2 separate regions of the Homo sapiens genome follow, and region 1 is linked to region 2. Evidence: read pairs that join two places in POLR2A ChIA-PET (ENCODE). Cell type or tissue: K562. All regions are shown on one strand. Region 1 has its middle 7.3 kb from the start of SPAG9. Region 2 has its middle 73 kb from the start of TOB1-AS1.

The links. Peaks named below come from ENCODE experiments on the same cell type or tissue, not always from the same donor. Only the 100,000 strongest peaks of a DNase experiment are listed, where the experiment ranks them.
Region 1: POLR2A ChIA-PET joins it to region 2 with 5 read pairs; 4 of 35 experiments call an interaction of 5 or more read pairs at or near these places.

Annotation. Positions count from the first base shown.
Region 1 is chr17:51,126,147-51,130,146 of GRCh38, reverse strand. No RefSeq gene overlaps it. Among named protein-coding and RNA genes, the nearest start is that of SPAG9, 7.3 kb to the right of the region's middle. RefSeq lists a silencer at 1,830-2,053. In K562, no CTCF peak of the experiment used is centred here; a DNase peak (open chromatin) is centred at 1,816.
Region 2 is chr17:50,937,480-50,941,479 of GRCh38, reverse strand. No RefSeq gene overlaps it. Among named protein-coding and RNA genes, the nearest start is that of TOB1-AS1, 73 kb to the right of the region's middle. In K562, no CTCF peak of the experiment used is centred here; a DNase peak (open chromatin) is centred at 2,064.

The DNA of each region.
Region 1 (4,000 bases), 190 kb before region 2:
TGGGAGTCTGAGGCAGGAGAATCACTTGAACCCAGGAGGCGGAGGCAGAGGTTGCAGTGAGCTGAGATTGTGCCACTGCACTCCAGCTTGGCAACAGAGCAAAACTCCAACTCAAAAAAAAAAGACAACAGGAATGAAGAGAATAAAACTGTCAGATATGTGCCCACATTTTTGGAAGTCCAGGTTTCATCCCAGAGAGTAGGAGATGGGCTGGATAATGGAAAGTAATCCTGAGGGCCCTACCCTCTTCTCATTTGGGGTTCAGAAAGATGCTGCCCTGAAGACCACCCCATACCAATCTAAAAAACAAGCGTATCAAACTGGCTGTGCTGTGGGATCAGGCCATGGAAGGCTCAGAGGTTTATCTTTCCCCACCCTAGCCTGGATGCTGGGGTAGGGTGGGTGGTAGACAGCAGGTGGCTCTGAGGAAAGGGTTGCAGTGAAGGCTACCATCACAGCCACACTTCAGAGATGACTTGGGTAGCATTAGAGTCAAAGGTGGCCAAGTTATACAGGGAACAATGCGAAAAGAATGGATTCTGAGTTCTAGTAGCTCACAGCTACAACTCTCAAGGCCAGTTGGATATTCAGAGACCAAGAAAACAAGGAACATTGTTTTGAGACCAGAAGACAGAGAGCAAAGGTCACTATATGAATCCAAAGTCTCCATAAATCTTTATCCACCTTGATCAAGTAACAGAAGCCATATTCCACTCCCATACTTTTTCTTTTTTTGAGGCAGAGTCTCGCTCTGTCACCCAGGCTGGAGTGCAGTGGCACGATCTTAGCTCACCGCAACCTCTGCCTCCTGGGTTCAAGTGATTCTCCTGCCTCAGCTTCCTGAGTAGCTGAGATCACAGGTGTCTGCCACCATGCCCAGCTATTTTTTTGTACTTCTAGTAGATACTGGGTTTCACCATGTTGGTCAGGCTGGTCTTGAACTCCTGGCCTCAAATGATCCACTCACCTTGGCCTTCCAAAGTGCTGGGATCACAGGCATGAGCTACCACGGCCGGCCTATATTTAGCAAATTTTCTTCTTCTTCTTTTTTTTTTTTTTTTGAGATGGAGTCTTGCTCTGTTGCCCAGACTGGAATGCAGTGGCGTGGTTTCAGCTCACTGCAACCTCTGCCTCCCGGGTTCAAGCAATTCCCCTGCCTCCGCCTCCCGAGTAGCAGGGATTACAGGTGCCTGCCACCATGCCCAGCTCATTTTTGTATTTTTAGTAGAGACGGGGTTTCACCATGTTGGACAGGCTGGTCTTGACCTGACCTCGTGATCCTCCCGCCTCAGCCTCCCAAAATGCTGGGATTACAGGTGTGAGCCACCGCGCCTGGCCATATTTAGCAAATTTTCTTCTCTCTCTCTTTTTTTTTTTTTTGAGACGGAGTCTTGCTCTGTCGCCAGGCTGGAATGCAGTGGTGCGATCTTGGCTCACTGCAACCTCTGCCTCCCAGATTCAAGCAATTCTCCTGCCTCAGCCTTCTGAGTAGCTGGGACTATGGGCGTGCGCCACCATCCCCAGCTAATTTTTGTATTTCTAATAGAGACAGGGTTTCACCATGTTGGCCAGGATGGTCTTGAGTTCTTGACTTCGTGATCCGCCTGCCTCAGCCTCCCAAAGTGCTGGGATTACAGGCGTGAGCCACCGTGCCTGGCTCATATTTAGCAAATTTTCTATAGTGAGTATGCATTTCTTGTATAATTGGGAGGGAAAAACCCAAGCAACCTGAGGTAGGAGGCAGGGACTGGACTCCAGAGGCAGAGGTTGGACACTGGACCAAACTGAGGACTAGCTTAAAAAAGCCCCAAGGCAGAAGCAGTTTTCTATAAGACACACCCACCAGCGTGCCCTGTCAGTTTACCATTGCCATGGCAACACCCAGAAGTTACCACCCATTTCCATGGCAATGACCCAACAACCCAGAAGTTACAACCCTTTTCCTAGAAATGTCTGCATAAACTGCCCCCTATTTTGCATGTGATTATAAGTGGGTAAAAATATGAGTGCAGAACTGCCTCTGAGATGCTATTCTGGGCACACCGACTATGGGGTATCCCTGCTCGCTAGGAACAGTACCTCTGCTGCTGCTATACACTGCCACTTCAATACAAGTTGCTGTTTAATACCACCAGCTTGCTCTTGAATTCTTTCCTGGAGGAAGCCAACAACCCTCCCTGGCTAAGCCCCAATTTGGGAGCTTGCCTGTCCTGTATCAAACCTACTGTTTTGAAAATATGTCTTTTATTCCCAGATGAATGCAACTCTATGTGTACAAAGTATACTGAGAGGTGGTGGTGGGCCTCCTCTTCATCCACTCAGCCCAAGTCAGAAAAAGTGGAGAGAGAAAATAGACCTGCACACAAATATGACCGACATTCCTTGGCCCCATCAAAAACAGCCTCAATACTGGGATTCCTGCTTCAACCATGTGTACAGCCTCTTCTTAGAGGCAATTCCAGTGAATCCAAAGCTCTTGGGGAACAGGGAGTAAAACAGAATAGTTATTGTCTAGAGGCCTTCTAACTTCAACCTGGATACATTTACCCATCTTGTTTTGGCACATTAAAAAGGCTTTCAAGGACAGACATAGTGGCTCACTCCTGTAATCCCAGCACTTTGGGAGGCTGAGGTGGGAGGATCACTTGAGCCCAGGAGTTTGAGACCAGCCAGAGCAACAGAGCCAGACCTTGTCTCGATAAAAAGTAAAAAAATAAATTAGCCGGGGTGGTGGCGTATTTGTAGTTAGTAGGCTGAGGTGGAAAGATCCCTTGAGCCTGGGAGGTCAAGGCTGCAGTGAGCAGCGATCGTGCCACTGTGCTCCAGCTTCAGTGACAGAGTGAGACCCTGTCTCTTAAAAAAAAAAAAAAAAAGAAAGGCTTTGGCCAGGCATGGTGGATCACGCCTGTAATCCCAGCACTTTGGGAGGCCGAGGCCAGTGGATCACTTGAGGCTTGGAGTTCGAGACCAGCCTGGCCAACATGACAGAACCCTGTGTCTACTAAAAATATAAAAATTAGCTGGGTGTGGTGGCATGCACCTGTAATCCCAGCTACTCAGGAGGCTAAGGCATGAGAATCGCCTGAACCTGGGAGGTGGAGCTTGCACTGAGCTGAGATCTTGCCACTGCACTCCAGCCTGGGTGACAGAGTGAGACTGTCTCAAAAAAAAAAAAAAAAAAAAAAAAAAAACTGAGGGCAGTGGCTCACGCCTGTAATCCCAACACTTTAAGAGGCCAAGGGGGGCAGATTGCCTGAGGTCAGGAGTTTGTGATGAGTCTGGCCAACATGGTGAAACCCCATCTCTAGTAAAAATACAAAAAAAATTAGCTGGGTGTGGTGGCGTGCACCTGTAGTCCCAGCTACTCGGGAGGCTGAGGCAGGGGAATTGCTTGAACCAGGAAGGCAGAGGTTGCAGTGAGCTGAGATTGCGCCACTGCACTCCAGCCTGGGTGACAGAGCGAGACTCCGTCTCAAAAAAAAAAGGCTTTCAAAGGAAAAACTGAGGACTCAGAAAAATACCCTGGTGCTTTTCATTCTGAGCCTGGAATTCCATAGCTAGACTGCCTCACCAAACATATGTTAGTTTGTACCCAGTGATGAATTACTTATCATTTCACACTGCCATGACCAGAGGGCCTTGTGCCCGGGGAACCCCATCTTCTCTTCCTTTTTCAGTGACTCTCTCCTTGCAGGTGGGAAAATGTCATTTGTGAAACTAGAGAAATTGATTCACATAGAAATAACTATATATGTTCCAGAAGGCTGGACAAACAACAGGACTAGTAATTTCAGCCTTCCAGTGATTATAGTTATTATGCTTAGGAAGAAACTCCTCCCTTCCTGCTCTCATTAACTGCTCCCCTCTGCTGCCCCCGTGACTGTCCTCACTATTTTTGCAAGGCCAAGGAATCTCTTGAAATGGAATTTCCTTCCCTGTAGGAATCAAAAGTAAACACTTTACTCTAAAGTCCACAAGATGACCTATTTTTCCTTAACAA
Region 2 (4,000 bases):
CAGGCTGGTCTCGAACTCCTGGCCTCAAGTGATCCGCCCACCTTGGCCTCCCAAAGTGCTAAGATTACAGGCGTGGGCCACTGCGCCCGGTGTCCTTCCCATCTTTCGTGTGATAGGTTCCACTTTGGTCTCAGAACTTCTGAGAGCCAAATTGTTTGGGCCTGAGGAGGACAGCCAGGCCCAACCAATTTCCCTCAGCCAGCCCTAGGGAACTGTAGAAGGTGAGGCATGGCCATGCATTCATTCAAAGGTATCCATGGAGTCCACACCTGCTGGAGCTTGTTCCAGGTGCCGGGATGCGTTGGTGGACAAAACAAATGCCTGGTCCTCAGGGAGCTTCTACTCCAGTGGGGAAGCGTTAATACTTATATAAGCCTAGCCAATATGGCAAAGCCCCGTCTCTACTAAAAATACAAAAATTAGCCGGGCGTGGTGGCACATACCTGTAGTCCCAGCTACTCAGGAGGCTGAGGCATAAGAATTGCTTGAACCTGGGAGGTGGAGGATACAGTGAGCTAAGATCGCACCACTGCACTCCAGCCTGGGCAACAGAGGGAGACCTTATCTAAATATATATATATATGTGTGTGTGTGTGTGTGTGTGTGTGTGTATGTGTATATATATATATGTATATATAAAGTGGTGTAAGTCTTAAGAAAAAGTAAGCTGGGGAAGGGAACAGTGGCAGTGGTGGGAGGAGTCTGTTTCAGATTGGGTGGGCAGGGCAGCCTCTCTGAAGAGACTTCAGCACTGACCTGAAAGAAGCAAAGGAGCAAGGCACCTGCTGGGCAGAGCAGGCCGGGCGGAGGGCACAGCAAGTGCAGAGGCCCTGTGGCAGCTGTGAGCCTGCTTGGGCTGCTGGAGGAGCGGCAGGGAGGCCGCTGTGGGAGGACTGAAGGGAGGACTGCAGACCAGAGGGCAGACTCGGTGGCCCGAGAGGGGGCCTTTCACTCTAGGGAAGGGAGAGGGTTTCTGAAGCGATGGCCTCATCTGGGTTTTGTTTGAGAAGGGTCATTCTGGCTGCTCTGAGAACAGACTGTAGAGGACGGAAGTGGGAGGAGGCCCTTCCAGAGGCACAGGTCAGAGAGAGGGGTGGCCTCGACGAGGGTGGAGGCATCAGCGAGGGAAGAGGGGGAGCCCCCGGCATGGCTGGTGGACACAGCATGGGCTGGTGGACTAGATGTGGCATGTGAGAGACAGATAGGTGGCAAGAAGGACCCCTGCTGTCAGCTGCCCCTTCACCAGGCTGTGGGACCAGGACACAGCTCAGGACACCAGCCTCTTCCTACCTCCCCTCACCTCTGGACTCTCCCCTCCTCCTCCCTCTCCTTGTCTTCTGTCCTGTCCCCTGGCCTCTCTTCCCTCACCCCCTTCTCCCCCTCCTCCTCTCCTGTCCATTCCTCCTGTTTCGGGAGTCCAGTGACCTGGTGCTGTCACTTCCCAAAGGTCAGAGAGGCTGCCCTCTGGATATGGCCTTGTGCCTTTTTTCACTCAGCAGTTTTGATGACTGTGGCCAGGACCCAGAGGCTGGGAGCGGAAGAAAAAGTAGGTGTGGCCCCCAAGTTCTGGCCTGGGGAGCAGCTCAGATGGAGGGAAAGCCCAGTCCCCATCCTGGGGCCTCTCCATGCCCTGAGCCCTGGGTGCTTGCGGGGCACCCCCATGCAGAGCAAGGCGGGGGGTCCTTGGGAAGCTGACCAAGAGCCGCATGCAGCGTCTGCTCCACCTGCCGGGACTTGGGGCCAGGTTTTCTCAAAGCTGCCCCCTCTCCCCATGTAGTTACAGGCTGGCTCCTTGGTCAAGATCCTGTGTTGGATTCAGCCTAAGCCCACAGGTGTACATCCATTGCCTGGAGACACCTGTGTCGGGGAACAGGGCTGAGCTGGGAGCCTGTTCTCATGTTATCCCTCCAGCCCACCCTCTCCCCTGAACTCCAGACCTACACGGCCACAAACTCAGCGTCTCTGCTTGGATGGATGATGGGCATCTCAAACTTAATGTGTCCACCATGTGAGCTCCTCCAGTCTTCCCCCAGTGTGACTAATCCCAACTGCCTCCTTCCAGATGATCAGGCAAAACCTTAGCACCCCCCACCCCCTCTCACCCAGCATCCAAGCTGTCAGAAAATGCTGTTGGCTCTGCCTTCAGAAACTGAGCCCCTCACCCAACCTCCATTGCTATCATCCAGTCTAAGCCAACATCCTCACTCATTAGATTCTTAAAATAGCATCGGCCCTTGCCCCTTCATGCTATCCCCAGCATGGTAGCCAAAGTGGTTTTATTAAAAAGTGAGTTGATAGTGTCACTTGTCTGCTTCCTCTGCAGTCTAAGGCAACGCCGAGGTCCTGTCGGGCGGCCCCTCTGTCATCTGCTCCTGCCCCACCTCTCCAACACCATCTCTTTCCACGGCCCATTTGCTCCAGCCTCACTGGCCTCTGTTCCTTGACTACGCAGTGCACATGTCGGCCTTGGGGCCTTTGCACCTGCTGCCCTGCTGGCTATTTTTCTGGTGGGAAGCAGGTGGCTTGGGCAGGCCTCTGGGGTACCCAGTATGTTGGAGGAGGGAAGGCTGTGGGGTGGCAGGGGAGGGAGCAAGGGGTATCCCTTCTTCCTGAAGTCCCCTCCTTGAAGCTCCCCACAGTTTGTCCCTCACCTTCTTTACATCTTCATTCACGTGTTATCTTCTCAGAAGAGCCTTCACTAACCACCATGTTAAAAAGTAAAGATCAGGCTGGGCACAGTGGCTCACGCCTGTAATCCCAGCACTTTGGGAGACCGAGGTGGGCGGATCACCTGAGGTCAGGAGTTCGAGACCAGCCTGGCCAACATGGCAAAACCCCGTTTCTACTAAAAATACAAAAAAAAAACCCCCAAAAATTAGCCAGGCGTGGTGGCGGGCGCCTATAATCCCAGCTACTCAGGAGGCTGAGGCAGGAGAATCGCTTGAACCCGGGAGGCCGAGGTTGCAGTGAGCTGAGATCGCACCGTTGGACTCCAGCCTGGGCAACAAGAGCAAAACTCTGTCTCAAAACAACAACAAAAAGATCACACCTAGTACCTTGGTTTCTAATACCATTCTTCAGTGAAAGGATCCGGGGCTCCTGGGAGAGATGGCTGATTCCAGGACTGGGACAGGAGCATCGTGTAGTGTCAGAGAGTAAGGAAGGGCTCAAAAAGAAAAGAACCACATTGGTGCTGGAGAGAGGGGTATCAAAGGGATGAAGGAGCCGACTGAAAGAGCTGCCAACAACCAAACGCTGCAACAATTGAGCAGTAAAATGAAGTAGTAGTATAACCCAAGTGTAAAATAAATATCCATGAGTCCATTATAAATAAGCGCTTGGATTAATTAATAAATGGGGGAGAAGACACACACAAAAAAACCCACGCAGAAGAATTTCAAATAATTTATGTCGTTTTTTTTTTTTTTTTGAGATGGGATCTCACTCTGTTGCCGGACTGGAGTGCAGTGGCACAATCTCAGCTCACTGCAACCTCCACCTCCTGGGTTCAAGCGATTCTCCTGCCTCAGTCTCCCAAGTAGCTGGGATTACAGGCGCCCACCACCACGCCCAGCTAATTTTTGTATTTTTGGTAGACACAAGGTTTCACCATGTTGGCCAGGAGGGTCTCCATCTCTTGACCTCAGGTGATCCGCTCGCCTCGACCTCCCAAAGTGCTGGGATTACAGGCATGAGCCACTGCACCAGGCCAATTTATGTCACTATTTCACCCTAAATGAGTTGGGGCTGAAAGCATAAGTCCCAGGCCTTATGTGTGGCTGCACTTAGTGACTTCCTCCCAAAGAGTACAGTGTGGAACGGGAGAAGGGGGCTCATTCTGCGGTGCAGAAACCCAGCGGATACCCGTGATAAAGTCAGCATCTTTGTAACTCCAGTTGATAGGACCTCTGATAGGATACATGATGAAAACGGCACCTCGGCTTTGTGATCAGACACCCAAAAACCCATAACCCCTGTCTAAACATGAGAACAACACGAA